4 separate regions of the Homo sapiens genome follow, and all the other regions are linked to region 4. A link is a loop called in an ENCODE intact Hi-C map of the cell type or tissue named here. Cell type or tissue: PC-3. All regions are shown on one strand. Each heading gives the region's core, and the rest is flanking DNA. Links, peaks and the distances in the headings are about the cores only. Region 1 overlaps LINC00519 (long intergenic non-protein coding RNA 519). Region 2 has its middle 47 kb from the start of LINC02310. Region 3 overlaps FRMD6-AS2 (FRMD6 antisense RNA 2). Region 4 overlaps FRMD6-AS2 (FRMD6 antisense RNA 2).

What was found. A loop is a pair of places that touch in the nucleus more often than their neighbours do. Peaks named below come from ENCODE experiments on the same cell type or tissue, not always from the same donor. Only the 100,000 strongest peaks of a DNase experiment are listed, where the experiment ranks them.
Region 1: it touches region 4 in a loop (2.5-fold over the local background); 3 of 110 quality-filtered maps call a loop at or near these places.
Region 2: a loop joins it to region 4, with 4 times the contacts of the local background. A loop is called at or near these places in 8 of 110 quality-filtered maps.
Region 3: a loop joins it to region 4, with 2.1 times the contacts of the local background. A loop is called at or near these places in 6 of 110 quality-filtered maps.

What each region holds. Positions count from the first base shown.
Region 1 is chr14:51,301,334-51,309,111 of GRCh38, reverse strand. It overlaps LINC00519 (long intergenic non-protein coding RNA 519), which reads left to right. Exons shown (of 2, transcript NR_145423.1): 2 at 4,272-4,801. Among named protein-coding and RNA genes, the nearest start is that of LINC00519, 23 kb to the left of the region's middle. In PC-3, for the core only: no CTCF peak of the experiment used is centred there; DNase peaks (open chromatin) are centred at 3,971 and 6,291; H3K27ac peaks cover 1,634 bases.
Region 2 is chr14:51,439,765-51,447,542 of GRCh38, reverse strand. It overlaps a transcript of FRMD6 not described here. Among named protein-coding and RNA genes, the nearest start is that of LINC02310, 47 kb to the right of the region's middle. In PC-3, for the core only: no CTCF peak of the experiment used is centred there; DNase peaks (open chromatin) are centred at 4,522, 4,842 and 6,332; H3K4me3 peaks cover 1,225 bases; H3K27ac peaks cover 3,880 bases.
Region 3 is chr14:51,454,818-51,462,595 of GRCh38, reverse strand. All of the region lies in intron 2 of FRMD6-AS2 (FRMD6 antisense RNA 2), which reads left to right. It also overlaps a transcript of FRMD6 not described here. Among named protein-coding and RNA genes, the nearest start is that of LINC02310, 62 kb to the right of the region's middle. In PC-3, for the core only: no CTCF peak of the experiment used is centred there; a DNase peak (open chromatin) is centred at 3,825; H3K4me3 peaks cover 326 bases; H3K27ac peaks cover 1,549 bases.
Region 4 is chr14:51,531,509-51,539,286 of GRCh38, reverse strand. The region is part of intron 2 of FRMD6-AS2 (FRMD6 antisense RNA 2); the gene reads left to right. It also overlaps a transcript of FRMD6 not described here. Among named protein-coding and RNA genes, the nearest start is that of FRMD6-AS2, 65 kb to the left of the region's middle. RefSeq lists enhancers at 4,342-4,636, 3,896-5,095. In PC-3, for the core only: no CTCF peak of the experiment used is centred there; DNase peaks (open chromatin) are centred at 4,466 and 5,926; H3K4me3 peaks cover 822 bases; H3K27ac peaks cover 3,478 bases.

The sequences.
Region 1 (7,778 bases), core at 1,514-6,513, 230 kb after region 4:
CATTGGTAACCTCACTACTCTCCTCTGGGCAGGCTCATCTGTCAAGGTCCCTCAAGCACTGACAGGCCAAACTTAGCTCAAGGCTCTGCACAATGCCTGAGCAGACTTCATGAGCCCCTCCTTCATGGGCCTGGGTGTCATGTTCCCATGCAGACAGACATTCCTTTAATTCATTTGTCCACCATATCCCACCATCAGATAAGAATACAATTCATGTCAACATAAAATCATGAAGATTTTTTACATATGCTATTATTCAAAGCTCTGCCATCTTGTAGTTTTGTAATTGAATTGGTCTTTAGACCCAAACATCACACATTTATCCTTTACAGTGAACCCATTATTCCAGCCCATGATCCCAGCTTTGGATCATAATTCTATCACCCAAATTATTCATTCCAGTAATTTGGTTCCAGGTTCATATAGTATGCAAATGTTTTCTGCATGTCAACATCTGCAATCATGCAAATCATTGGCAGAAATGTTGACTAGGTCAAGCGGAATACCAGATGATTAGTCAGTACACACCTATTGGCTACATAAAGGCAGGTATTCATGTGGGTCCTTTATTTTGAAATATTCTTTAGGGCTTTCCCTTCCAGATTTTAGAAATTGAAACAAGAAAGAGTACAAACACACAGTAGCCACACTTTCTTCTTTTCAACCAGTAACTGCCTTCTCTTTACCTTGAGCCCACATATATTCCTTCAGGCATTTCCAAACTTCAATGAAACAAGTTATGATAGAAATCCCATCATGAGCTGGAACTGAGCAGCACTGAGTGTGAATCATGAGTGCAGAGCTGCCAGTATTCTTGACTCTCTTCTTTCCTGGCACACAATAGGGCTGCATTTGCCCACCACTTTTGAGGTTGGGCATGGCCGTGTGACTTGTGTTAGCCAATGACATGCATGTGGAATGATATGTATTACACACTGGCAGGAGCTATAAAATCCAGCTATGGGGTTTGTCATGTTTCCTCCTCAGTGTTGTTTTGATCAGGGAAAGAAGTGTCAAGACAAAGCCTTCATTAGCCTGGGTCCCTGGGAGAACACAACTCTTAGTAGGGTGAATATGAGGGTGATGGATGTGTCAGAGTTCCCCTGCGGACCCATATTGGACATGCAGGTTGAGTAGGAAACAAAGCCCCTGAGATGTCGGTTGTTTTTTTTTTTCACTGTTCTATGACTTTGCCTATTACACAGGGTAACTACAATGCAGAAGTAGAAAAATACATGAACTCCTGTTTACAAGAAGCTTACAGTATAGTTGGGATAAATCATACCCACAAAATACAAGTAAGGACTCAATTAGCATGAAGTAGGATGCTAAACTGAAAAGTAGAGATAATTAGCCAGTAAGATGTGGTGCTAAATGTGAGTCACTGAGATGATGCATTAAAAGGGAATTAGTAAAATAGGAGCTCAATGTGGGCTTACAATTCTCAGAACACATTTCATTTCCGCTAAGCAAAAGTGCAAATTATATAATTTATTGAAAAGTATTATAGGAAATGGTTCTACAAATATGTTGACTCTTCTCTTTAAAAACTGTAATAAAAGTGTGGGCTTAAGTTATGGGGCCATTTTCCATGTATTTGATTTCAGTCTTTTCTAATAAGGTACTTAGTGTTTTTTTAATGGACATATTATAGATCTTTGTCTATAATGGACAGATTTAGCACTTTATCAAGACAGAGGGGTCACCCTTTCCAGGAGTTTTATAGAAACCTTGGCAATTATTGCAACGCAGACAAAATGGGGCTGATCATAGCACCCACTTAAATATGATTGACTTTATTTCACAGAAAGGTCCGTTATTACAACGACACAGATAAATATTCGTCTGAATACCCAATATCAATTTGGCTGACCTAGCAAAGATATGGCCTTGTTTCTTTTTCAAATATATTCAGCCTCTCCTTTCTGTCCTTCTATAGGGATGAAGGAAGTTTGGTATTAATTGGAATAGTCATTCACTCATTTAGCAAGCACCTACTCTCTGCCAAGGACTGTGCTATTATGAATAGATATTGGTTATTCATTAATGAGCACAATAGTCTAGGGTCTGTCCTCAGGGAGCTTACAATGCAGAGGGGGAAGAGACAGACAGCAGAGAGGGGAGGGAGAAGGACTTTCTAGTAGAAGAAACACCATGTCTTCCCTACTCTGAATCAGAAAGTTTCGAGTATTCAAGAAAATCAAAGTCCAGCATGTATCAATCAAGCAGGGTAGATGAAAAGGAAAGTTGCTTGAGATGAGACTGAAGTTGGGTAATGGGCAGGCCACATGGGACTTGGACCCTCTCTTAATTTTTTTTTTTTTTCATTTTATCTCAAATGCCCTCAGAGCTTTAAACAGGGGGTACAATGTGACACAATTTCCATTTTAAGAAAGTCACTCTGGCTGTATGAAGAATGAACTGGTAGGGTTAGTGTAGAGATGGTGGAGTAAGAAGAACTGTTGTAGAAGCCCAAGCAAGAGGTAGCAGTGACCTAGACTGGAGTGGTAGGGATAGTAATGGCATGAAGTAAATAGACTGAAATATATTCGGAAGTAAAATCTTAGAGGGGTGAATATGGATGCGAGAGCTCCTGGTTTCTGGCATGAGCAAGTCTCCATTTTGCACAATAGGAAGAGAGGACGAAGAGCTAGAATGAGGAAGCAGAGTAACGGTTCCCTGTTGTTGAATGCAGCTGTTATTGAATGCAATTGGATACATTGGTCTGAAGCTCAGCAGAGCAGAGTGGGCAAGAGATGCAAATGTGGGGGTCATCCGCTTAATGCTGGTATTAGGCTGTGAGTACAGGACAAGGAGGACATGTGGGCTTGGAAATGTGAGCAAGAACAATGAAAGTTCTTGGGAGCCAAGAAGAAGTTGGATCAGAGGCCTAATAAGTTTAAGAGAATAATTCTTGACATCCCTTGATCTAATCGCAGATCTATATGAGAATATGGAAATGTTTGTACCTGCTCCCATTATGCCCCTAAATCACAGATCAAAACAGTAGCATCTCTGTGCCTATCTCTACATCACAAGTTAACTTCATTTTCAACTTTTACTACAAGTTTCCTCTCCCACTCAACTATTTTTCAAAAGAGAATGACATTTTTATCACGGCACAAGTTTTACTATCTAAGCAATCTTGGGTAGAGGAATGCTTCCCAAATACCAAACTGTGACAAAATGTTGTTCACCAATCCATGACAAAATAACAAAACTAGAACCACAGAACATATATAATGTCAAGATAAGGTGGCCAATAATCACTTCCTGGGATAGATGCTCCATTATTCTGAAATCATGTCAGTTCTACCCTTTTAGTATTAAAATATCCTTTCTTTTAAGAAATAATGGTGATAGATTTTTTTTTTTTTTTTGAGATAGAGTCTTGCTCTGTCGCCCAGGCTAGAGTTCAGTGGTGCAGTCTCAGCTCACTGAAACCTCTGCCTCGTGGGTTCAAGTGATTCTCCTGCCACAGCCTCCCAAGCAGCTGGCATTACAGGCATGCACCACCACACCTGGCTAATTTTGGTATGTTTAGTAGAGACGGGGTTTCACCAAGTTGGCCAGGCTGGTCTCAAACTCCTGACCTCAGATGATCCACCAGCCTCGGCCTCCCAAAGTGCTGGGATTACAGGCGTGAGCCATCACACCCAGCCAAGACTTTTTTTTCTGATGTCCTTACTTAGCAAAATAAAAGATTAATAATTCTATGTAAAACTCTACTTTTTAATTGTACAAGTCTGTGAAATCCCAAATCAGGGAAGAATAAGAAAAGAGAAGAAGAGAAGAACAAAGCGTCATTGAGGAGCCAAGTGCCAGCTCTCAGCTAGGTTTACTCTCTAGCTGAACCACTCCCTCCCAGACACAGCCTCAGGAGTCCCTAGGATTCACTTTTGTGCTTCAGCAGACACTACTAAATGCCATGTACATTTGAAGTTGTTTCCAGACAGTCAAAACCACAAATGTCAGGGTGCACTTTATTAGTAAAACTGACTCACTGTGCACTAGGCAAAGAAATTCCTGCATTCCACTCTAAGAACTGTAAACGGGGCCCCAGCTAGCTGTTCTCTCTTGTGCTACTTACCATGCTTAGATCTTGATTTGAACAAATCGACTATAAAAAGACTGTGCTGGCAATTGAATACATGCGACTATGGTCTGGGTATTACTTACTATTAAGGAATTACTGTTAATTTTTTTAGGTGTATTAATGACATTATGTTACGAAAATATAATTTTCTTTTTTCTTTTTTTTTTGGAGACAGGGTCTTGATCAGGCTGGAGTGCAGTGACATAATCACAGCTCACTGCATCCTCAGACTCCTGGGCTCAAGCAATCCTCCCATCTCAGTCTTCCAAGTAATTAGGACTAGAAGTGTGTATTAGTCTGTTCTCAAGCTGCTGATGAAGACATACCCTAGACTGGGCAATTTGCAAAAGAAAGAGGTTTAATGGACTCACAGTTCCACGTGACTGCGGATGCCTCACCATGGCAGCAGACGAGAGGAGAATGAGAGCCAAGTGAAAGGGGTTTCCCCTTATAAAACCACCAGATCTCAGGAGTCTTATTCACTACCACGACAACAGTATGGGGGAAACTGCCACCCCCATGATTCAATTATCTCCCACCGGGTCCCTCCCACAATATGAGGGAATTATGGGAGCTACAATTTATGAGATTTATGAGATTTGGGTGGGGACACAGCCAAACCATATCAGTGTGCCACCACACTCAGCTAATTTATTATTTTTAGAAACATGGTCTCACTATGTTGCCCAGGCTGGTCTGCACTCCAGGGTTCCAGTGATCCTCCCATCTTGGCCTCCCAAAGCACTAGGATTACAGGCATGAGCCATCACACCCAGCCAAGAAAACATTATCTTCTAGATATGCACACTGAAGTATTTGATATAAAATGTATGATATTTGGGATTGCTTCATAATATTTTAGCAAAAATAAAATAAGTGAAATACAGCAAGCTGCTGAGCATTGATAAGTCTTGATGATGATGATGGTATATTTCACTATCTTACTTTTATGTCTGTTTGGAATTTTTCACAGTGAGAAGGAAGGAAGGAAGGGAGGGAGGGAGGGATGGAGGGAGGGAGGGAGGGGAGGGGAGGGAGGGGAGGGGAGGGGAGGACGGACTCTGTCCAACACCCTTATCATTTCATAATGACTTTAAATGGAAGGAAGATAGATTAATAGGAGGGAGCAATTCCCACTAGTATTTGTGAATACCTATTTTGGGTGCTCTCCATGACAGGAATGCACATGAAGGCACATAGTACAGTCTGATAGGGGTTACAACCAATGCTGTGGAGATGAGGAAAAGGAAACTCAGGTTAGCCTACATTACCTTTTTTGTTTGTTTGTTTTGAGACAGAGTCTCACTCTGTCACCCAGGCTGGAGTGTAGTGGCGCGATCTTGGCTCACTGCAACCTCCACCTCCGGGGTTCAAGCCATTCTCCTGTCTCAGCCTCCTGTGTATCTGGGACTACAGGCACATGCCACCACGCCCAGCTAATTTTTGTATTTTTAGTAGAGATGAGGTTTCACCATATTGGTCAGGCTAGTCTTGCACTCCTGACCTCAGGTGATCCACCTGCCATGGTCTCCCAAAGTGCTGGGATTACCGGTGTGAGCAACTGTGCCCAGCCTAACCTACATTTCCACATGGAAAATAGAAAGAGAACAAACTGGCTAAATGGAGCTACTTGGCTGCTAAAGAAATTCATTTCAGAGGAATTAAAAACAAAAACAATTATGTTGATTCTTAAGGGGCTATCTCAAAATCCAGGGACAACACAGACCCTGCAGACACATGGGCTCTGCCAGGATTGGGGCAGCCACTTCCTCCAGGCCCTTTTGTTAATTGGACCTGGCAATAGCTGTCACTCCCAGCCATCCTGACTCCGGTCCTTTCCATTTCCCTGCCACTCAGATAAAGGAACAAGAATTCTGACGCGGGGCATATGAAAAGGAAAGACAGCTCTTCCATAGTCACACCCAGAAGAGGGCAGATGAACCTGAGAAATAAAAATAAAATCCTAAGCTCTGCAGCTGACTGAACAGGCCCCCTCTTGGCCAAGGGGACCACAGAGAAACCTTGAAAACTGAGTTCCGAGCCATGATTGGATGGGAGTTTGGACAGGCCTAGTTATACCTCCTCCCTTGCTTTTCTTTCCTAAGGGTTAAACAGAAACTAGTCCTTGGGAAAGGCTTGCCCCACCATTGATTTCAACCAACCCCATGACTGCCCCTCCCATTTAGTGCCTTTGACACAAATGACCAGCATTCCTTCTGACCACAGAGTGGTTCTGGCCAGTCTACAGAGGATGTACACTGAGGATTTTTGTGTCCAATGCTTCACCTTTGATGCCAGAGGGCTGAAAATTCTACCCTCAGATCATGCTAACACAGTCATTTGTTGAACATACGACCCATGGAGAGGCATGAAGTTCAATTGTGCATGTGTATGTTTTTCCTTTCATATTTATAACTCCTCCTACAGCTTATTAAATATGTATTTCAGCCACCCCACTCAGCATAAATTTCTGTTCCCTTTGCCCCTCCCTTGAAGTATCTGTTTCTGGCTTCTGGCCAAAGGCTGTGTTTTCCAGCCTGTCAGAATAGCCACCTGCAGGCTGCAACCCTTTATGAGAAATAAAGCTCTCCTTTCCAAATGTATAAACCTCATCATTCTGCAGCTGACAATCCCATCTGATTGATATGTGGCTGAGAGCCTCTTTTCCCCTGCATTTCGTGGGAGGTGGAGCATGCTAACTGAATGCCCTGCAGAGAGAGCCGCAGATTCCCCCAGCTTTTCCCCGCATGCCTTCTATCCAGCACATCCTCTCCTAAATATCACTTTCTTCAGAGTTTATCCCTGCTCCAAAACAGTCAATGGGTTCTGGAGGTCTATGCTTCAGCACAGTATGGTGGGTCAAAGGGCAGGCTCACAGCCATACTACAAAGGGTCAAATCCTGGCCACTTAGGAGCTGGGTAACCTGGGACTAGTTCTTAACCTCTTAACCTCTCTCTACCTCAGCTTCCTTCTCCTCTTCAAAAACAAGATCACAGGACTGTTGAAAATGGAATGAGTTAGTTCAAGTAAAGCACTTAGCACACACTAACTCGAGCACTTAATAACATTAGCATTATTATTCCTATAACCCACCCTTACTTGGTTTCACTGCAGGCAACCTATTATTGATCCCAAAGTGCAGTTAGATCCCCACATCCCTTTAATTTTTGCTCTGCTCGATGTTCTTCTGGCATGTTCTCTTTCTGTTGTGTCTGCAAATCCTCCCCACGTGTCAAGGTCAAGCTGAAGCCCTAACTTCTCCTCATATTCTGACTGTTGGGGCCTCCCAACCTCCTCCTTCTATAGAGTTTAACAGTTTAACAGTATCTACCTCTACCTGAACATTTTTTAGGAAATGAGTGAGTGAGTCATGGCCTCATTAGGAAACAGGCAGCACCTAAAAATGATAATCAAAGACTATTTATAGAGGAGTGGATAGGGTTGAGAGAACCAAAAAGAGATGGCAGGTCACCCAGGGACTAGCAACAGGGGAAGCAGTTATCACCCAGGCTTAAAGGGATAAAGAGAGGGAGTAACCACTCCCTACTACTAGACACCAATGAGAGCCATCAGAGAGGCCTCCTAAGTTGTGGACTTGACATAGAGAAACACCACTACTGCCAAACCATTTGGAAAGTGGTGAATGAATACCCCAGCCTCTATCTCTTCCATGCTTCACAG
Region 2 (7,778 bases), core at 1,748-6,747, 92 kb after region 4:
CTCCAGATGGTGCAGTCTGAGCAAAGGCCTAGAGGTCCACATGGACATACTATGGTATGTTCAGGCAATAGAATGCCTCTGATAACTGCATCCCATAAGTACGACGTCTTCCTGGTGTTCAGGCTTGTGCACTGGACTGTATAGAAGAACACTGATTCCCATGAGTGGAGCAGGCAGCACACAGGTAAGCTAAATGGGAGCTTCAAGGCTGATAAAGCTCTTCCAGAATTCAATCAATGTGTTTTCCAAGGGCATCAGGGACCTAGTAGAATTCTAAGCCTGAGAAGGTCAAACACCATTTTACAAGTCCCTCCACATCTCCCCGCACCCCAGAGTGGCCTTGCTGTTGCTCCCCGCACCCCTGCAGGCCCTCTGCTCATTTACGCTTTTCTACTCCATGCCATGGAAATGCAAGGAGTTAGGAGCTGTAAAGGATTCCTTGTGAGTCCTACACCTCTGCCTGCATTTGCCCACTCATATCGGGACAGAGTATTATAAAGTATTGAAGTCTCCAAGAATCTTTGAGGTCATTCAGTACTTCCTCACAGCCATTGTGGAATTTCCTGTACAACATCTGTGACCAAAGCCCATCCCCATCCTGCCCAAGCTCTCCCAGGACCTAGAGGCTCACAGCCTAGGTCGTCATGATGGATCTCCTCTCCAAGATGTCAACTCTCATTTCTTCCTATGTCTGTCTTCTCCAAGGAAAAGAGCTTCAGTCTTCCCCTTAAATGACTGCACCCTAATCATTTTAATATGGTCAGGATTTGGCAAAGTACCTGCCCTCACCCCAATCACAGGTTTTATTTCACTGCACTGTAAACTTCACTAGTGATGCACAAGAGTACCTTGAGGGCAAAGACCATTTCTTATTGATCATTGCCAATATTCACAAGGTCTGGAGTACTAGTGGCTACATGATGGACATTCACTAAATTACTTCTGAAAGAATAACTAAAATGACAACCATATTGTCTGGTTTCCAAATCATCCAACTCATCTTTCTCTGGACGTGTGACTGACTTAGAAAACTATGAAATCCAGAACCCAATACAGGCAACCTCAACTTCCGTGTGTGTGTGTGTGTGTGTGTGTGTCTACACAAGAGAGAAGGACTACCCTCCTCTGGGGCCAATGTATTTTCCTTCTTTGCTCCCTCATATACTCTTGGGCAGCAGCAGTCTCTTATGAATCTTCAAGCTTATCTCTACTTTCTCAGTATTTATAGGGTAAATTTTCCCAAAGATGAAAAGGAGAAGCCAGAACACAGGGAAAACCATCGCGGTCACTCCTCTGGTTCCTTCTACCACTGCCCCAGCTCAAAGCTCTGCTGCGATGCAGATCATGTTTTTCCCAGAAAATGTAAACTTCTTAAGAAAACTGACTATCTTCTACAACTCCAGCACAGTGCTAGGCATACAACTAATTTCTGCAAGACAGTGTAGAAGCTAAGAATGGGCTCTGCAGCCAGTCACCCTGAGCTTGAATCTTAACTCCATCACTGTCAGTTCTGTGACAGTGGTAAGTACCAAACCTCTCGACGCTTCTGCCTCCTTATTTGTGAAACGGAGATAGTGATGTTATCTACAACACAGGTATGCAAATACCTACAATACATGCAAAATACCTGGTATGTAACATGCTATGTAGTATACGCAAGAAGCATTAGCTGTCATAATAATTTAATACATATTTATTGAGCTAATTATGGGTAAACGCAAAATTACAACATAAGACAGTCTTGTGCTAGGTACTTTTTCATACTCATTGAAAGCATTTACAGAGCCTTCTCTGTGCTAACTGCTGAGGGCACAAAGATGAGTAGCACTTGGGGAGATGATGTCACTTAGGAAGGTATTCTTTTCTCACTTTTTCCCTATTACATTTGATATTGTAAGGTGTCTCTGATGAGGTGTTAGCAGGTATCAAATCTTTAAGCATGTCTCCTAATCCTTTTGGACCTCAGTTTCCTCAACTGCAAAGCCAGGCGGTTTGGCTACTTGATCATCTAGCTTTAACATTGTATAACTTTATGATCATGGAGATTTGTTTGTAAAAAAAAAAAAAATTGCACTTCTGTTTCAGGGGTTTTTCTTCCACTCTTCTTCTCATGGACTAGGAAACCTGGGGACTTATTTTTGAGGTCACAAAAGAGGAAAAACCGAGACTCCTCAACCCAGACCCAACCACTGGCTTTGATGACATCAGGAAAGAGGGAGGAATGTTCTCTTCAGACTTGGGAAGCTGGCAGGCGACTCTCCTGGAGGCTGGTGTGCTTGAGGTCTCTGAGGGGGGCCCAGTCGCAGCCCCTATAGACCAGGATAGAACAATGAGATGTTTTCATGCCAGGACCTACAGAAGGAACCATTCATCTCTTGCTGCTTCAGGCAATAGTCCAGCTTCTCTTGGCAGGGAGCAAATCTATGCCAAGATTCACTGAGGTTTTGGTGGTCAACTGGATGGCAGCAGACCCTCTCTTTCTTCCTGGGTCCATTGAACAAATAAAAAAATTAATAGTTGATCAAAGTTGAGCCATTTCCAGGCTCCTGAGGCATTTCAATGATCATTATAGTATTATATCATTGAATAAGTTTTCAAGTACAGTGCATTAGGTAGGAGGTGGGGGAAGAACTTAAAAGGAACAGCTCTGAGGAGCTGCTTCATCTCGGGCCAGATGGGAATGGACTGGGATGTGGGTTCTCTAGACACCAACATCGACAACAAGGAGCTCTCAAGCACACAGATGCCTCCGCCCCCTATCAGTTGCACAGGGTTTCTCGCTAAAGCAGTTTAGAAAAACAATTTAGACATCTGAAGAATAAAACTCTAAGGGTATAGGGCTCCGTGACTTCTTGCCAGAGCCAAGAAGAAGCTGGCTCTCGACCTCACCTGCCATCACCATTCAAGGCAGACAGAGCCTTCAAAGTGCTTAAAAGAGATGAGTCAGAAGTCCAAATTCCCTTGCTCTCTCTCAGTTTTCATCAGCACCACAAGAATAGGCTGGAATTTTACTAAACGACTGAACACACACATTGCTAACAATGGATTCGTTACAGACTGTCCAGGGAAAACAGGAGAGAAAAAAATGAATGGCAGTGTAACCCCAGTTTCATATCATGGCAACCCTGTACAAACAACTCTCAGCGCAACCACATGCCAGTTCTCATCTTCACCTCCCAGACCCAGGTAGTCCTCAAGAGACAAAGCTCAGGAGCTAATCTCAGCATCTGATGGCAACAAAATTACCATTAAGCCTCTTGCCAGTGGGGCCAGCACTCACCAGGAAAAACTTACTCTGTTAGATAAAAACCCACTGCTGGGCGTGGTGGCTCACGCCTGTAATCCCGGCACTTTGGGAGGCCAAGGCGGGTGGATCACCTAAGGTCAGGAGTTCGAGACCAGCCTGGTCAACATGGCAAAACCCTGTCTCAACTAAAAATACAAAAATTAGCCAGGCTTGGTGTCAGTTGCCTGTAATCCCAGCTACTTGGGAGGCTGAAGCGGAAGAATCACTTGAACCTGGGAGGTGGAGGTTGCAGTGAGCCAAGATTGCACCATTGCACTCCAGCCTGGACAACGAGAGGAAAAAAAAAAAAAAACTCACAACTTGCTTGAAAGGGATAATTCATTCTCCCTACCTTTACCCCAAATATGCATGTATACATGCCATGTTTTCTGAAAAGGAATGATGTTTGTTATTTCTCTATTGGTGGAGATAAGCCTTGTTCTGGCATTCCTGGCAAATGCTCAGGAAACAATGTCCTGGTTGTTTTTTAAAGGAGAGACTACTTCAGAAGGACTTGGGGAGAGAGATCTTTTGTACGATTTCTCTTGGAAGATGGGGATGGAGGCTGCAGCAAGGCAGACTTTCAGAGAGAAGAGTATGGCACAAACCCCGCATGGGAAAGACCAACTCCTCATCCTGTGCATCATTTGTACCTTCAGCCCGGTCAGGCCCAGAAAGACTGCATATCCAGTGCAAGCTGGTGGAGATGCAGCCTTTGGTTTCATAAAGCACAGGGTGTTTTGCTCATTCATATTTGGGGGCAAGAGCTTGTGCATTTTTTGGCAGCCATAAACCTTGCCATATGCTGATAGAGAGAGTGAGGGTTGAATTAACACGCTGCCTCATCTTTTGGTGGATCACAGCTGAGTCATATCCATTTTGACACTCAGAGAATATAAATAGAAAGATTTTGGGGACAGAAATGAGAAATCTATACATCTTGGACTTTTTCAAGTTCTTCTGGCTAGCATGTGCTGTTTTCCTTAGCAGACTTGCCCATGATGAAACAAAGTCAGAGAAAGAACAGCCTTTGCTCAAACTTTTGAATGTCTTTGATACATTAGATTGGAAAAGACTGTTTGAAAGATAGGGAACAAATATGTTTTATTTCATTGAACTATGTGTGTGTCCTGAGCCAGTAGTGGCAAGAAGGGGGAGAAGCCTATGGATGATGCACGTAAGATTAAAATCCTGCAGGGTTTTTCCCCATCCTGGTGCCTTCACAACCTCAAGTATGGGGAAGCCAGAGTCATGCAGTGATTTATGCACCAGGAATCCAAGCTCAGAAAGCATGCAGGCATAAGGCCAGGCACTGGTGATTTCTGCTATTTTGCACTCCATGGTTTCTTGAGAAAATGGTACGTCACTCTGTTTGTTTTCTTGCTGTTCTTCTGAGGTGGAATGGAACATAAAGCTTCAACATGTTTTGTACCAAAATGGTTATACTAAAGAGGTCTGGCATATAGTTATCCTAAAGGGGGCTGCCCAAGAGGAGGAAGAAGTGACCAGCAATGTCTCATTAGCAGCCATAGACCTGGGAGACTCAACATGTCAAATATGTCAACAAACATTTCCTGAGTAGTCACTAGAATAGCATCCATTTAAAAGGCATAGTTTCTGCCCTGAGGAGCTTATAATATGTGGGGAGCAGGGTAAGAGATAAATACTTAATAAGCAGAAGATAGTAAAACTAAAGACAAGCAAGGCAGAGGCTTTCTAGAAGTTTGCTAGAATAGAAGTAGAGATAGGAAAACTCACAAGGCCATTTAGACTCAAGAGTAGCCTTCCCTCTGGAGGTCTAATTTAATTAGCACTATCACTGGGCAATTACTAAAATTATTCATCAAGGGATGGAATTTAAAACCTTCGAAAAAAGAGGGGTGGGAGTACATGTGTATATGTGAGAGAAAGAGAATGAGAGAAGAGAAAGGAAAGGAGAGAAGAGAAAGAGAAAGGAGGAGGGAAGATTAGGGAGGCAAAGAAAGGACAAGAGAGAGCGGAGGAGGGGAGAAGGGATCCCTAACCTAGATTGAATCCCCCAATGCTCAAAACCACTGAGCACTTTCTACTCTCAGAATTGTTAAAGTCACTGTCATCCACAAATGCTTTTAAGATTTTGAAATATATGAGAAACATTTAATGTGCTTCACAGAATAAGCTAGATAAAAACGGTCCTTACACTGCAACTGCTGGCACTCCCCTGGGCTGTCTGATGGTACGAAGTTTTGAGCACACACACGGATGATAACAAGCCTGTAAGGCTTGTCAAGAAACTTGACTTTTCAGGTGTTTGAATAAAGAAGACAGCATATTTTTGTATTCATCTCGGTTAACAGATATAAAAGATTAATTATGTCATTAAGTAGTATATAATTTTCAAGCACATTTAATGTCACTGCATATTTACAGTAATTTTCAAAGGAATTTTGCATCATTATATTATTCCCACAACAAGATTTTTTAAATGTTTTTCTGAAATTCTATAGTTCTAAGAAGAGCTCTATGTACCTTCTTGGAGCTTCATCCCAACGTCAATTTAGGAAGAAGCGTAGCTAATGTTAAAACTCTACACGCATGGGTTTACATTTAGACACCTGCATTCTCTCTGTCCATCTGTCTCTCCCTCTCTTTCACAGATTTGAGACACAGGAACTAAAACTGGACCAAGGCTCCTAGTAAGGATCACAGAATAGAAGTATTTTGGTTCAATTCCCCTCCCAAAAGACATATAAAAGTTTAAAAGAATGGAAAATTAAAAAATTTACAATCCCACCTTCTTTAGTGAAAGTAGGATACAGCCACAACTCTCAACCTCAGTTTCTGAGGATTGGATGCTAAGCAGAGTGAAAGTGGGACCTAACTGAGGGAAGGCATAAGAATAGCCACAAGCCTCTATAGATTTCTGGTAGGATATGGAGTTCTCCAAAAGGGGTGGCCCAGCAATTGCCTGATAGAAGTGTCAGGGCCTGGAACTGTGGGCAGGGCCCGAAAGCCTCCCTGTGTCCAGTTCCAGGTTGTGGAGCATTTGGCAAGGCTGCCTGATACTTAGCATACAATGTGTCCATATAACAGAGAGGAGGTCCCGCCCTCTGGCTGCAGAAGGAGCACCAGTGGAGGTTGGGTTTATAGCAGTGACTCCATGCCTGCTGGTAAACAGTTCTCAGCCAAAGATGATTCCACATCCCAAGGAGGCATTTGGCAATATCTGAAGATATTTTTATTTGCCACAACAGGTATCAAGTGGGTAAAGGCATAGAGGCCAAAGATGTTCTAAACATCTAAAAGTTGCAGAACTTTCCCTTGGATTATACAGCCCCAAATCTTAATAGTGCCAGGGTTAGGAAGCTCTCTGATCTTGGACAAATCTCTTAACTTTTCTTAGCCTTAATGTCCTACTCTGAAGAATGGGACTAATAAATAGCTTCTTGATTGAGTTGTTAGGCTGATTAATTCAGACACATGATTTATATGAAGCAATATTTTGCACAGTGCTTGACACGTTGTAAGTATTCAATAAATGTTGGCAACTATTGCTTCTCTCTCTCTCTCTCCTCTTCTCTCTCTCTCTCTTTAAGCAAGTATAAGTACATTTGCTTGGCTCTATGTCCTATAGCCCATCCTTGACACTATTCTGCCTTCACAAACACCTTTAGCAGAATTCTCAGTTCTCCAGCACTTTCTAAGGGTAGCCTACCTCACTGGTGACAATTCTTTGAGAAATGTGCTAAACGTGTGCAGTTAGGACAAGGGAAGTTGGATTCAACTGATTGGTCCAGCACACTACTCTGATTTTTGGAATAAAGATCATAACCCACCATTCCAGCTTTACATAACCAAACCAGAATAAAACCCAGGCCAGCTAAACCCTTGGATAATTAATTGTTCTTGGGTATGTTTCTGGATCATTGAAAATTTGAATGTGTAAGCACCAACATTTCTATTTTAAACATTTGTAGAAAATATTCCTAAGATGAATTATAAATTTCTCTGTATTTTTAACGAGTATATTCAACAGTTTAAGCTTTCCTTCATGACTCAAGATCATTACTACTAACATCAATTATTACACATGCTTTACCACAGTGGTGGCCTCAGGATCTGCTGAAGTTTGTTAGCTCTTTATCCACATGCTAAATAGATCAAGGGCGCTGCGCTTTCTTATCTTTTGTTTACACTAATTAACAAGGGTTTGTTTTCCTGCTGAATTCTTTGTTTTAACATTTCTAACTGGCTGTTCTTCATACATTAGCATAATGCCAAGGGTGGATCCGAAATTTTAGGGAACTGAAGCTCAGACAATTGTTGGTTGTTGGGAGGAGGGACTCTTAAAAAAAAATACAAAATTACAAATACAAAATTAGATACCAAATTGGACAGTGGGCATATTCCTGGAAGACATTCCTACTCTGGTTACGCTAGCAATAATTTAATAATACACAGAAGTAACTATAAAATATACATATATATTCCAACAAACCCTAATTGACTTCTA
Region 3 (7,778 bases), core at 1,691-6,690, 77 kb after region 4:
CAGCAGGAACCCTCACCTCTTGATTACCAGGAACCAGAAAGGTGGGGTCTACCCATTTGGTCTCAGTGAATAATTGCTGCACAGAAGCCCAGAAGAAGGGGAAAGCCCGAGTCCTAAACTCAGCAAGGGCCTGCCTACACCAGGAGCCAGTTCAAGCAGGCACAAGCAGGAAGCACAGTCTCACCAAAGGAAGAGTTGGGAGCAGGTGAACCACACCCATATAATTTCTTACCACGTACACAGCATCTCCCATACATCCACTCATTTGTATTCACAACCCCCCGAGGCAGGTATTATTGACATCATCCCATTTACAAAAGAGAAGAGGATCTCAGGCTCAGCAATGTCACATGACTGGATCACACACTTAGTAAATGGCAAAGCCAGGACCAGAGCCAGAGTCCACTGGATCCAATCCCACACTCTTCTCCAACATCTCACAGGAAAAATTAGTCCCACTGCTTTTTAAAAGATGTTTCTTCTCTTTCCTTCCTTCTTTCTTTCTTTTCTTCCTTCTTTCCTTGCTTCCTTCTTTCTTTCCTTCCTTCCTCTCTTCCTCCTTCCCTCCCTCCCTTTCTCCCTTCCTAAGGAATTTCTTCTGATAAGTTTTATTACAAGAATAAGAACAGCTAACATTTATTGAGTGCCTGCTGTGTGCTAAGCACCTTGCATGCATTTTCTCTTTACTGTTATCTCCAATATGTGGGTGAGAAAACTGAGATACTGAGACAGAAGTAACACCCACCAGCTGGCTAGTAACATGTAGACTCTAGGATTTAAACCCAGGCAGTCTGACCTCAGAATCTACTCTCTCCAATTCATCACTACCTTCCATCTCTATTCAAAATGAGCAAAGAAAATTGCTTGATTCTTACATTGACCAGCAAATTGGTGGCAGGCAGAGTTTTTAGGAAAACATGGTTCTCACCTGTTGGGGCCCTCACCAATATTATGGATGAGGCCTTTCTCTGAGCTAAGTTTTTTAATTTTTGAAGGACATCAAAAGACCAGTAACTCCTTGTATTTTTTATTCAGTATAGTCCTAATTGACATTCAGGTATTATTCATAGTGGTTTCAGCATTTGACTGGTGAGATTTCTTCTTCCTATCAAATGTCTGAATAGTTCTGATCTCTGTTATTGGGAATAGGAACACAAAGGAAGTAGCCTTTAACTTATAGCTAAACTTTATGGACACAATTGGTGGAAGGTTTCAGAGGTGGAAATTTTTTGGCACCTTTTATTACTTCCTCTGGAAGAAATAACTGGCAGTGGTAGCATCTAATCATCATTCTCTTGTCTGATCATAGGCAAGTTCAATGGTCAAGTACCTTGCTGTAGTCTAAGAGCAAAAATTAAACTGCAGACAACTGTAATTCCTGGACTGAGAAATTTCTCACAGAAATTCTTTAAATAGCACATGTCTCATTTGTTGTAATAGGTGTGCTTTATCTTTCTGGGAAAGATATACACAGCTCTTGTGTGGCTTAACTCAAGTACACATGTCTGTAGTCAAAATCTGCTAATCCCATTGGTTTCCCTTTGTGGCTCTTTGGATCTATAAAAGCAAATTTGACCAAGGGGTTTCCACTATCTTTTATATAAACTATATGTAGGGAAGGACTTGTTTTTTCCTCTCACTCCGTCATAAGCCAATACTTCTAATGTTTACAGAAATAAATTACTAAAAGAAAAATGAAAAAGGAACATACAATATACATATCCAGATTTTTTAACATAAAATCACTTTATCTTATTACCACAGTTTTAAAATGCTTAGTTCTCAATCTTTGTACTTTTCACAGACCACTAATCAACATCTTCAGGATCTACTCCAGAGGACTACACCTTGATTAGTTCCAGTTGAGAACATGTACAGGAAACATATCACTTGCTCTTACTAATAATTTAACTGATTTCTTGAAATCAACCTGATGTTTCTATGAAGGTGGTTTGAGATGTGGTGGTCCAAGACCCTTTGCTAGCTTTAAAACTCTGCTGATTTTTTAGAAAGCTTTAAAAAATATGTATCAAGAGCCATAAAATGTTCACGTCCTTGACCCTGTAATTATATTTTTAGGAAACTACCTTAAGGAAACATTACTTATGCACAGAGGGAGTCAGTAATTATACTTTTAGGAATCTATTTTATGGAAATAAAAGCATGCATGCACATAAGTGTTAATTGTAGGTATATTGAAAATAACCAAAGACTAGAAACAATGCAAAGTCCCTGAATGGGAAGAATGTAGAGCAAATTATGTTCCATGCTCCTCAGGGAAGCTCCTCTTTCTTACATACCAGACAAGGTCAAGTTCCCCCAACAGTTCCCTCTCGTGGTTCATGTGTGTTTCCTTGACTAAATAAACATCTGTGTAATTATTTAATGTATTTCTAATACAAGGCCCTGTTTCTAACTGTTTTCTCCAACATATTCCCAACACATGTTATAATTTCTGGCATATAGCAGCTGTTCAATAAATATTTGTTGAATGAATAAACACATTATACATGAATAAATTCTAATGACTTGGAAAGATTTCATGATATGATATCAAGTGACAAAACTGGGATGCAAGATTGTATTAACGGAAATAGTAATTAAATAAAGAGTACCGTTTTACTTCGTTTAGCAAGAACTTATCACAATAGTATCAGGAAGGCCAAAAGATTAGCCATAGCCGAAGTTTGTAAAAAAAAAAAAAAAAAAAAGAGAGTCAGTAATTTTAAGTCAGCTGTATGCGTCAGCTTTTTTTTTTTTTTTTTTTTTGAAATGGAGTCTTGCTCTGTCGCCCAGGCTGGAGTGCCTTGGCATGATCTTGGCTCACTGCAAGCTCCGCCTCCCGGGTTCACACCATTCTCCTGCCTCAGCCTCCCGAGCAGCTGGGACTACAGGCACCCGCCACCACGCCCGGCTATTTTTTTGTATTTTTAGTGGAGACGGGGTTTCGCCATGTTAGCCAGGATGGTCTCAATCTCCTGACCTCGTGATCCGCCCACCTCGGCCTCTCAAAGTGCTGGGATTACAGGCGTCGCCAGCGTCAGCTTTTTTAAGGTATAATTGAAACAAGGAGAAAAGCAAAGAGTATTGCTTGGGAAAGGGAAGAGAGAAAGCAGAAATCCCCAGTGACTGTTCTACCTCTGTGCTAGTCAAAAGAAAATCTGGTGCTTAACCTAAAGAGGGTTTTGAACAAACCATGTAAAGAGGAAATTTCAGTGCCGGATAGGCAAGAAGTTAGTGAGGGAGGGCCTAGTCATTTCAAGTGGCCTCAAGAATCCAGGCCCATGTGAATTGGATTCCAGGGCCTACAGGAATTTCAGAGACACCAATGGTCATCTTTGAGAGATTAGAAGAGTTAGAAAAAATAGCAAATGACTGAACAGCATGAGACCTTGTCAGAGAAAGTGATTTTTGCGCTTTGTTGCTACAGAGAACAGAAGTAAAACCAGTGGATTTCAGTTATAGGTAAATAGATCTAAGGGTCAATCTAAGGGGAGAACTATTTAACTAGCTGCTAGCACCGTTCAGCACTTCACTACGCTGCCGTGTGCATCTCCGATGCTCCGTACGCTTCTGACAGATACGAAGGAGGAGGGATGGGGTTGTTAGTCCAGACAACCTCTGCCATCTCTGCTAATTCGAGGAAGCTCTCTCATTCTTTCTGGCAGCCCAAGCCACTAAGTCACAGCCTTGCTTCCAGTACCAGTGAACTTGAGTGTTTTAGTAAGTACCCTCCTTCATTTCCATCACCAGCCCTCTACACAGCTTAAGCAGCTGCAGACGTCTCATCACTAAGACCTAGAGTACATCATGGCTTGTGAAGCAAAATCCACAGTTGGTCATACTGGAAATGACTGGACACCATGATTCACCCTTTGCTCACCCCAACACCAGTCCAACCAAAATAATCAGGTTGCAGACTAGAACACAGTCCAGGTGCCCTTTCAATTCTTCATTTTCACTTTGCTTATCTTCTAGTTTTCCTAGTTATAAATAATCAAACAGCCAATTGGTTCTGGAACTGCATCACTAATGGTCTGTAGAGATAGTATTGAGGAATTCACTGAATTTAGGAAGACCCAGAAAGGACTGTCTATCAAACTTCAAAGGACTTAACCCATTTAAAACACAACAAAAACCCTTGGAGATAAAATGCTGCATAAAGACACTGAACAGCTTGAAGATAAGACACATAACCTCAAAACCTTCCATGGAAGCTGTGAACATGCTATCAGGATCATCTCCCAAAAATGCAATTTACTGTGAAAATCTAATCAGTCATTGGGCAAACATTTCCTTGGACTGATAAGAGATTGGGGTAGGGGTGAGAGGAGATGGGAAAGGGGCCATGCAAGAAAAAGGAACAGTTAATAACTGGTATTGATCTCTCGTATCATATCAACACAACTCTCTTCTACTCTTCAAAAATCATTAAAAATGACAACATACAAAGCCACATAGGTTAAAGAGTGAACCACTGAATTTTGGAAACAAAGGAATCAAGTTATTCACATGGAATGCAAGTCTGCTTTTTACCTCCTTTATCTGGCCCACATTCCAAGGCACCTTAAAAAGGTTAATAAACAAACAATCATGTCAGAACCCAAGCTGATCTCAGAGCAGGCACAGGTTGAGTTCTCAAGATCCTCTTCTACTACCAGGATTCACTAAATATTAATGATTTGATCCATGTGTTCCCCATTAGTAAACATCCATTCTATGTTAAGGCATTCATGCAATAGGTGCTAGGAATGCAAAGATGAAAACACACCGTCACAGCCTCCTAACACATACTCTCTCAAGGTGCTCCATGCAATATGCTTTTTATAAGCCAATCATTTTGCTCTACTGAAAGTTCCCATAAATAATATTCTCTGACCTATTGATTAGACCCTTCACCCAATTACAGCGAAGTGCTACCATGTGACCTGCTCAGTTTCTAATACCTGGAACCTACACCTAACACTTGTATAACTGGGGCATCTTAGAAAGCACAGCTCAGGTGTAATATTTAGGAATGGTGGATGTTCAGGAGGATCATCTGCAGGAAAAATGGGGGACATTTCTCTAACTCTTTGCCACATCATTAGCTTCAAATGGAAAATAAGATTACAAAGCAAGGACCTGAAATCACAGGGACTCGTAGCTTCCCATATCTACTTTTTATAAAAATGCTTCATCAACCACAGCACCCACCCTTCTGTCATTGGTTCGTTTTTCTTCTTGTTTTGTTGTTTTTTTTTCTAGTCATCATATACTTGATGATTTCCAGCTTTTATTTGTTATTGCCTATGTTTTCAATTCTCTTTTTAATTTTGTTTTTAACTGACACAATAATTGTACATGTGGATGGGATATATTGTGATGCTTTGATACATGTTTACATTGTGTAATAATCAAATTAGGGGATTTAACATATTCATCATATCATACATTTATTATTTCTTTGTGGTGAGAATATTCTAAATTCTCTCTTCTGGCTATTTTGAAATACACAATACAACATTATTAACCATAGTCACACTGCTGTGCACTAGAATATATTCCTTCTGCCTAACTGTAACTTTTTGCCTATGGGCCAATATTTCCTCATTTTCCTCTCTCTTGCTCTCCCTAGCCTCTAGTAACCACCATTCTACTTGTATGAGATCAACTTTTTTAGATTCCATATATCACTGTGAACATGCAGTATTTATCTTTTGATGCCTAGCTTATTTTACTTAATGTCCTCCAGGGTCATCCATGTTTCTGCAAAGAACAGAATTTCATCCTTTTTCTGGCTCAGTAGTACTCCATTGTGTATATATGCCACATTTTCTTTATCCATTTTCCATTGATGGACACTTAAGTTGATTCTGTATCTTGGCTATTGTGAGTAGTGCTGCATAAATGCGGGAGTGGAGATCTCTCTTCAATATACTGATTTCAGTTTTGGAGCATTGCTGGATATGAACAGACACTTCTCAGAAGAAGACATTTATGCAGCCAACAAACAAATGAAAAAAAAGTTCATCATCACTGGTCATTAGAGAAATGCCCATCAATGATAGACTGGATAAAGAAAATGTGGCATATATACACCATGGAATACTATGCAGCTGTAAAAAAAGGATGAGTTCATGTCCTTTGCAGGGACATGGATGAAGCTAGAAACCATCATTCTCAGCAAACTAACACAAGAACAGAAAACCAAACACCATATGTTCTCACTCATAATTGGGAGTTGAACAACGAGAACACATGGACACAGGGAGGGGAACATCACACACTGGGGCCTGTCAGGGGGCGAGGGGCTAGGGGAGGGATGGCATTATGAGAAATACCTAATGTAGGTGATGGGTTGATAAGGGCAACAAACCACCATGGCACATGTATACCTATGTAACAATGTTGCAAGTTCTGCAGAATGTATCCCAGAACTTAAAGTATAATAAAAAAAATTTAAAAGAAAAAAAGAGAAAAAGAAATATTCCCACAGGATGATGATTCAGCCAGAAACAAACACCCACCCAGAGCCCCCTCAAGCCCAGTGCTTCCTAAGACTTTATCCGCGTCTGGATGCAAGGAACTGCTCCTCTCCTTTGATCCTGCAGGCTTCACCCACCCACTGCCTGAAAATAACAGGGAGATCAGGCACAGGTCCAAGACCTTCTCCTAAATTTTAATCCTTAATCTTACCCCTGAAGACTAGGCCTCTGCTGACCTTGAACTTCACCTTCCCCCATCTTTGCATCTATCTGGCTTTTAGAGGGAGGCCTGCCCTCGGCAATGGAGAGTTCCAATTCCCTTACCTCTCCCTTTACTGCCTCCTCCCCATACCAGAATTCTATGCTGTCTCCTCTCATTCCCAGACGTTTGCTTTGCCTCCAAATTTCCTAAATTCTATGACTATTAACCCTGAGTTTGAAGCTGTTCTCTGCCCAGTGTTCTCCTGCTCTTGGACCCTAGCCCAGGTCACCTGACTCTACCAAAAGAAGTTAAGCGACTCACCCAAGATCACACAGACTGATGATGGCAAAACTCAGAGCTAAAAATGCTGCTTCAGTGTCCGGGACAGGTTAACACTGACAACTATATATTTGAGGAAATAAAAACTGCCCGACAAATGCAAGAATTTACAAAACCCATAAATACAGTATCCAAGGTCAAGAAGTTTATAGGCTTTAAAAACTCAGCTCAAGATATCACCACAATGACAAGAGCAGTCAGGAATAATGATTGAAAGATCCATAATGGTGCCTTAAGAAAATCACTTCCTTGGGAACTGCTAGAAGGAGCTAGAACAGTATTGCTCAAACTGTGTTCTATGGAAAATTAAATTCTTGGGATGTGAATTAGTATGCCTTGACAAAATAGTTTCATAATCAGGTTAGCTTAGGAGGCATACTCTATATCCCCCTTGGGATTCCCGGTGCATTTAAGTATATTTAATGTCCTAAGAAGTCCTATAGTAAAGAAACTGTTACACTTGATTTAACCTCATCTTTTCTAAATTTACTTGACTACTGCTCACTGGCTCGCTCTCACTCTCTCTCTCTCTCTCAACAGACTACCTATTTGTCCTGAGAACACAGTTTGGGAAATTCTGAACCAGGTTTATTTAACAGGTTTTTAAAACTCCTGATTCTTTACATTTAATTATTCGCTAGAATGAACCAAACTACTGTCTTTGCTCAATTCATGGGATGATCATAAATCCTGTGCCATTAGATCCTCTGACATATGCTCTTCATTGAAATGCATCCTCATTCAGTGCATTCATTTTTTTTTTTAATTAT
Region 4 (7,778 bases), core at 1,730-6,729:
GGACTGAGGTGGGGGCAGCTCAGGGAGGGAGAGGTGAAAAATAGTTAACTAGGTGGAAGAATTCAGAAGGGTGACATCCAGACAGAAAACAGCATGTGCAAAGGCCCTGTGACAAGGGGGAGCTTAGTGTGTTAGAGAAATTGAAAAAAGGTCAAAAACGGTGGAATTCAGAAATGAGGAGAGTAGTGCAAAGTGGAAGCAGGACCCATCAAAAATAGAAAAAGCCCATTAAAACCAATACCTGAGTCCAACCAGGTTTTGCCATACAAGATCAATATATAAAAGTCCATTGTATTTCTAGATGCTAGCAATGAACCATCCAAGAACGCAAAACTCCCCAAATTGATCTACAGATTCAACACAATCCCCATCAATATCCCAGATTATTCCTTTGTAGAAATAGACAAGATAATCCTAAAATAGACAAGATGATCCTAAAATGAAAAAGCAGAGGACATATTTCCCAATTTCAAACCTTACCACAAAGCTGTAGTAATCAAGACATTGTGGTACTGCTGTGAAGATAGACACGCAGATCAATGGGGTAGCACTGAGAGTCTAGAAATAAACCCTATTATCTTAGGTGGCTAGTTGATTTTTGGCAAGGGTGCCAGGAAAATTATGGGGAAAGAATAGTTTTATAATAAATTGCGCCAGAACAACTGAATATCAATATTCAAAAGAATGATGTTACACCAATATCTCACACCAAATACAAAGATTAATTCAAAACATATAATTGACCTAAATACAAGCATTAAAACTATAAAGCTTTCAGAAGAAAACAGGAGTAAATCTTCCTGTTCTTGGATTAGGCAATGATTTCTTAGCTATGACACCAAATTCACATGTGACAAAGGAAAAGAATTGATAAATGGAACTTCATTAAAATTAAAAACTTTTGTGCTTCAAAGTACACCACCGAAAAAGTAAAAAACCCACAGAATGGGACAAAATATTCTCATATCATAGATAAGTCAAGTGAGGGACTTATAACTACAATATATATTCTTAAAACTCAACAATAAAAAAGACAACCCAATTTTAAAATGTACAGAGTTAACACATACAAAAATATGAATCTAGACACAGACTTTGTACCTTTCACAAAAATTAACTCGAGATGGATCATAAATCTGAAAGTAAAATGCAAAAATATAAAACTCCTGGAAGAAAACACAAGAGAAAATCTAGATGACCTTGGGTGCAGTGATGACTTTTTAGATATAAGATCAAAGCCATGGTCCAGGAAAGAAATAATTGATAAGCTAGACTTCATTAAAATTAAAACTTCTGCTCTGTGAAAGATACTGTCAAGAGAACAAAAAGACAAGCCACAGACTGGGAGAAAATATTTGCAAAAGACATATCTGATAAAGAACTGTTATTCAAAATACATAAGGAAATCTTAAAAGTCAGCAATAAAAAACGAACATCCCAAGTGAAAAAATGAGCAGATGAAGAGACACCACACCAAAGAAGATGTACAGATAGATGACAAGTGAGCATATGAAAAGATGTTCAAAATCCTACGTTATTAGGGAATTGCAAATTTAAACAACAGTGAGGTACTATTACACACATATTACAATGGCCAAAATCCAAAACACAAAACCAAATGCTGGTGAGGTTGTGGAGCAACAGGAACTCTCATTCATTGCTACAGAGAATGCAAAATAGGATAGCCACTTTGGAAGACAGTTTGGCTGTTTCTTACAAAACTAACTTACAACACTCTTATCATATGATCCAGAAATCACACTCCACGGGATTGACCCAAATGAAATGAAAACTTAAGTCTACATAAAATTCTGCACATAGATGTTTATGCAGCTTTATTCATAACTGCCAAAACTTAGAAGCAGCCGAGGTAGCCTTCAGTACGTGAATGGATAAATAAAAACTGTGGTCCGTCCAATACAATGAAATACTCTGCACTAAAAGCAAATGAGCTATTGAACCATGAAAAGACACGGAGGAAACTTCAATGTATATTACTAAGGGAGGGAAGCCATTCTGGAAAGGTTACATGCTGTATGATTACAACTAGATGGCACTCTGTAAAATGCAAAAGTACAGAGAGATCAATGTCTGAGAGAAAGGAAGAATAGGAAAAGCACTAAAGGGTTTTGAGGAAAGTAAAACTATTCTGTATGATACTACAATGGTGGATACACATCATTGTACATTTGTCAAAACCCATAAAATATACAACATAAAGAGCGAACTCTAATATACACTATGGACTTTGATGATAATGTATCTGTGTAGATTTATCAGTCTTAACCAATGTACCACTCTGGTGGGGAATGTTGATAGTTGGGGAGACTGTGTGTGGGGGGCAGGGGGTAGTCAGGATATCTCTGTACCTTCCTATTTTCCTGTGAACCTAAAGCTGCTTTTTAAAAAGCCTATTTAAAAGAAATCCACCCAAACATATTAAACAAACTCCATTATCCATATCACTCCACCATGTAAAGTGTTCTCCCTAAAACTGCTCAGCTGGTTTATGAATGATCATAACTAGAAAGTAAGATGTTTTCTAAAAACTTTTAAAAATATGGACAAGAGGCCAGGTGCGGTGGCTCACGCCTGTAATCCCAGCAGTTTGGGAGGCCAAGGCGGGCAGATCACTTGAGGTCAGGAGTTCGAGACCAGCCTGGCCAACATGGTGAAATCTCGTCTCTATTAAAATACAAAAATTAGCCAGGTGTGGTGGCAGGCACCTGTAATCCCAGCTACTGGGGAGGCTGAGGCAGGAGAATCGCTTGAACCCAGGAGGCAGAGGTTGCAGTGAGCCAAGATCATGCCATTGCACTCCAGCCTGGGGGACAAGAGCGAGACTTCCTCTAAAAAAAATAAAATAAATAAATAAATTAAAAATATGGGCAAGAGGCCAGCTGCAGTGGCTCATGCCTGTGATCCTGGCAATTTGGGAGGCTGAGGCAGGAATGATCACTTGGGGCCAGGAGTTCAAGATTAGCCAGGATAACATAGTGAGACCCTGTGTCTACAATTTTTTTTAATTAGCTAGGCATGGTAGCATGGGCATGTAGTCCCAGCTACTCAGGAGGCTGAGGTGGGAGGATCACTTGAGCCAAGGAGGTGAGGCTGCAGTGATTCATGATTACACTAACACACCCTAGCTTGGAAAACAGGGTGAGACCCTGTTTCTCTCTCTCTCTCTCTATATATATATATATATATAAAATATATATATAATATAATGCAATATAATATAATATATATATGGGCAAGGATTTGCATAGACATTTTACCATAGGAGAATAAACAGATGACAAGATGTGTTTAATGATAAGGTCAATAAACACATGATAAGATGATCAACATCATTATTCACAAAAGAAACACAAATCAGACCCACTTCATATCCACCAGGAAAGCTTAAAATAAAAAAATCAGACAATAATAAGTGTAGACAAGGATGTGGATAAATTGGAACCCTCATACCTTGCTGGTGGGATTGTTAGGTGGAGCAGCCACTTTGGGAAAGTTTGTCAGTGTTTCAAAACATATAACCCAGCAATTTCACTCCAAGAGAATTAAAAACATGTATCCACACAAAGATATGTGCATGAATGTTTATAGCAACGTTACTCATAGTAACCAAACAATGGAAACAACCCAAATGTGCATCACCTGGTGAATGGATCAACAAAATGTGGTATATCCACATCGTGGAATATTATTTGGCCATAAAAAGGAACACAGTGCTAATATATGCCACAACATGGATAATCCTTGAAAATATTTTGCCAAGTGAAAGAAGCCAGTCTCAAAAGACTATACATATTCCATGTCCATAATAGGCAAATCTGTGGAGATAGAAAGTAGAAATGTCCAGAATAGGCAAATCTATAGAGCAGAAAATAGATTATTGGTTGTTTAGGGATGGGGTGAGGGGAGAATAGGATTATGATTGGTAAACAGTATAGGGTTTCTTTTTGAGGTGGTAAAAGTGTTCTAAAATTGATTGTGTGATGGTTGTACGTACTGTGAATATATTTTAAAAACCACTGTATTATATACTTTAAAGGGACAAATTTTATGTGTGTAAATTATATTTCAATAAGCTATTTTTTTTAAGTGGGGCTAGAAAGGTTTGAGGACCCTGGAAGCCATGAGAGTACTGAGTTTCCCTGATTTCAATCAAAAGATGACTGAATAGGCTCAAAATGTCCTTGTAGCTCCCTGAGCATTAGAAGAGAAAACTGCAAAATATCTGAGTAGTTCACTTTTGGTGGGGAATGTGGGTGAACTGCTCACTGCTCTTCCCTTTCCCTGAAAGTCTTTATCTCCTCTTGAATCTCACCTTGGGTCAACAATACATCTAATTGAGCGGCTGCCCCGGGGCCCTGCGTTCTCCACTGGAGAGTACCTGGCACATACTTCTAGTCCTATCTGGACTCTGGTTCCTCTGCCTGGCTCATCAGCTTTTTGTAAAACAAGCAGGAAAGCATAACCTTTGGGGTCACACAAATGACTCTGCTGCACAGCTGAAGTGCAGGCCTTTGTCCAACTGCTTCCTGCCCGACTTCCTGTGGTAGCAGATATTGATTTTTCTCATGACAAAGCAATTATTTACCTGTTCTGGAAGGCTGGGAATTTTAATCCCCAGTTTTAGAGGAGGGAAAGTGACACTGGCAACCTCTTTAAGTAGAATGTTATAGAAGGAAAAGCTAAATAGTGTGACAGCTGTCTGGGCAAAGAAGAGAGAGACGGTGATATTTACATAGACCTGATAGGTATTGAAAATAGGAAAGGTAGAAAGAATGTTTTAAAAGGAAAACTTCTAGGATTGTATCCAAAAGAAACAACTTCCTATAGCTAGGCTCTAAGCCCTTGTCCAATAAAAAAATCAACCATCATAAGAAACAACTCAATCTCCAATCATGCAGCACTGTTGTAATTAAGCTTTGAGGACTGGTGACTACATCACACATTACCATGGGTAGAGTGACAAAATCTTTCCTCCCTGTAATAGTGATATTATATGGGTAAAAGCTGCTTATGTGGAAGAAGTTGGTTTAAGCATGTGGTTCGAGAAAACATAACCAGTTAGTAGACTTTAGAATGAATTGAGATCTACAGCCGTTTGAACTATGTGGATGGCTGTCCCTACAGGCAGACAGGAGCAGGGTGAGTTCCCTGTGTACCCCCACCCTCCATAGACTTGACTCCTTGGTTGTGCAAGGCACTGGCAGAGCTGCCCAGGCACATGCAACAACCAGTCAACCCAAGGCTGTGAATTAGGTCCTTTCCCCACCCACCTAGAAGCTGCAATTCTGCTGTTCCCCAAAAGACTTTCTTCCTATTGGTCTTACTATAATTGAAAGAGATAAAAGGATCCACATTGAAGAAAGTAGCCCACCAGGAAAACTGCAAGTGAGGGGAGTTATTGTCAGTGTGCAGTGACAAGAACTCACTAGGCACAACCTCAGCCAAGACCCAGAGACGCTCTCTGAAAGTGGAACAGGGGTGGCATCCTAGGAGGAAACAGGAAACCTGGGTCTAAGGGCCTGGCAATGTCATCTTGAGACCACGACATTTATTGATAGGGTTCAGAAGGGTATTTCTTTTTTACATTTATTGATAGGGTTCAGAAGGTATTTCCTTTTTAAAGGATGGCATTAGTAGCTATGACAAGCCTGGTAGAAATGTCTGAATGTGATTATTTCCCAGTTGCTGAATGAGTTGAAGATCATCAACATTTGGTGAGACTCAGTACTAGGTCAGGAATTATATAAAATGGAGAGTCAGCCGTAATCTCTATGCATTAGACTCCTGTAAAAACACCAGTGTGTTGCTCAGACTCTGAGCTAATAGCCTCAGGAAAAATAATTTATGCCATTCAGGACAACTCATACAAGTGTAATGTGGAACCTGTTTTATCCAGCTTTTTTTAAAGGCAATTTTTCTGGAAATCAAACCACTCTAAGAAATAAATCCTTGTAAACATCTCTGAGTAATTGCCAAAGCCTCTCTAGCAGAGCAGTTCCCTACCATCAGCCTGCCCCACCCCAGAAAAAAACCCAGACTCCTCGAAGCCCAGCAAAAACCTAAGTAGGTCTTGGCTTTGTTCATCTGGCATTGTAATTCCTCTGAATGGTCCTCTCTTTGTCATTGGGCTACACTTAGGTAAAATCAAGAGAGCTGCAAAAGGTATGTGACCTAAGCACTTGGCAAGACATGGAGGAGGCAGAGACCATTATTGGTTGTAGGACATAACATTTTCTGGACTGTTCTAAAGATACATTATTCAGAGTGAGCTAATAGCAGTATTGCAGCCCTCAAAGGGCTGGATGACATTGACAACATTCACTGACATTCCACTAAGTGCCAGGCCATGTGCTGAGCACTGGGTTGACAAAGATTTACAAAATGGGGTTGAATGAGCTTTAGGATAACTTAGGACTGAGCTCTGTCTCCTTACTACTATTACTGTTGAGAAGGTCAGTTTGTGGGCCAGATCTGAAGCTTGTAATGCAAAAAGAGAAAAATGATTCTGAAAATAATGACAGAACTAAGTACAAACTCTGTCCTCAAGAGTTTCAGTCAATGTAGGTGGTTGTTTATATAGGAAGGACGTCTTCAGACTCAGGAAATTATGAAATAAGCACACAAAACAAAATTTTTACTAATTTAAGTCATGTTTTGTGTTAACACTTCCACCTGGGTGGAAAATTGGCTCAAAGACATATGACTGCTAATATAATCAGTAGCAGGTGATCAGTGAGGTATCATGGACCCTGGGGTGGGCACAATATATTTTATTCATTTTCTCTTCAATCTGAATGAATATAATTGTTGTCAGCAAAATCACAAGATGATTCCTAGACACAATCCCAGAATATGAAAAATGCATATTTAATAATTTCTTTTTTTTTTTTTTTTTTTGAGATGGAGTCTCGCTCTGTCACCCAGGCTATAGTGCAGTGGTGCTATCTCAGCTCACTGCAAGCTCCACCTCCTGGGTTCACGCCATTCTCCTGGCTCATCCTCCCGAGTAGCTGGGACTACAGGTGCCCGCCACCACGCCAGGCTAATTTTTGTGTATTTTTAGTAGAAACGGGGTTTCACCATGTTAGCCAGGATGGTCTCGATCTTCTGACCTCGTGATCCGCCCACCTCGGCCTCCCAAAGTACTGGGATTATAGGCGTGAGCCACCACGCCTGGCCCCAATAATTTCTTTTAAAAAGCCCCAGAGAAGAAAAGATGAATAATTTTGACAGATATTCAGCGATGTGGTGGTAAATGTTTAACAACTGACTCCCTGGAAAAGAAGTATATGTTTATTATAAATTTTACTGATATAATAGATGGATAGCACATATACAAATGCTAATACAAGCAATAAAAATTAACTGATACTCAGAGAGTGCTTTTGTTGATTTTTGCCAGTCTCATATCCATAGCCAACTTATGGCTGCAATTGACAAATGAATGTATTTCTGATATGAATATTGATTGGCATTTTCATTTATGTTAATGAGTAAAGCAAAAGTAAAACAGCAAAGACCATGAAAGAACTTCACCTGTTCCACAATAACATGAGAAAATTTTTTGTCAAACTGAACTTGATAATAGTTGTTGAGTACGGGAAGAATATTTCCTCAATTTTTTGTGCTATTCATTATGTAATGGCTGTAGATACAACACATTTTTCTTTTGAAGTATGTTAGACCCACAGTTAAGTGATAATGATCAAAACTAATAAACATTGGCACCGTACTATTAACCAAATTGCAGACTTTAT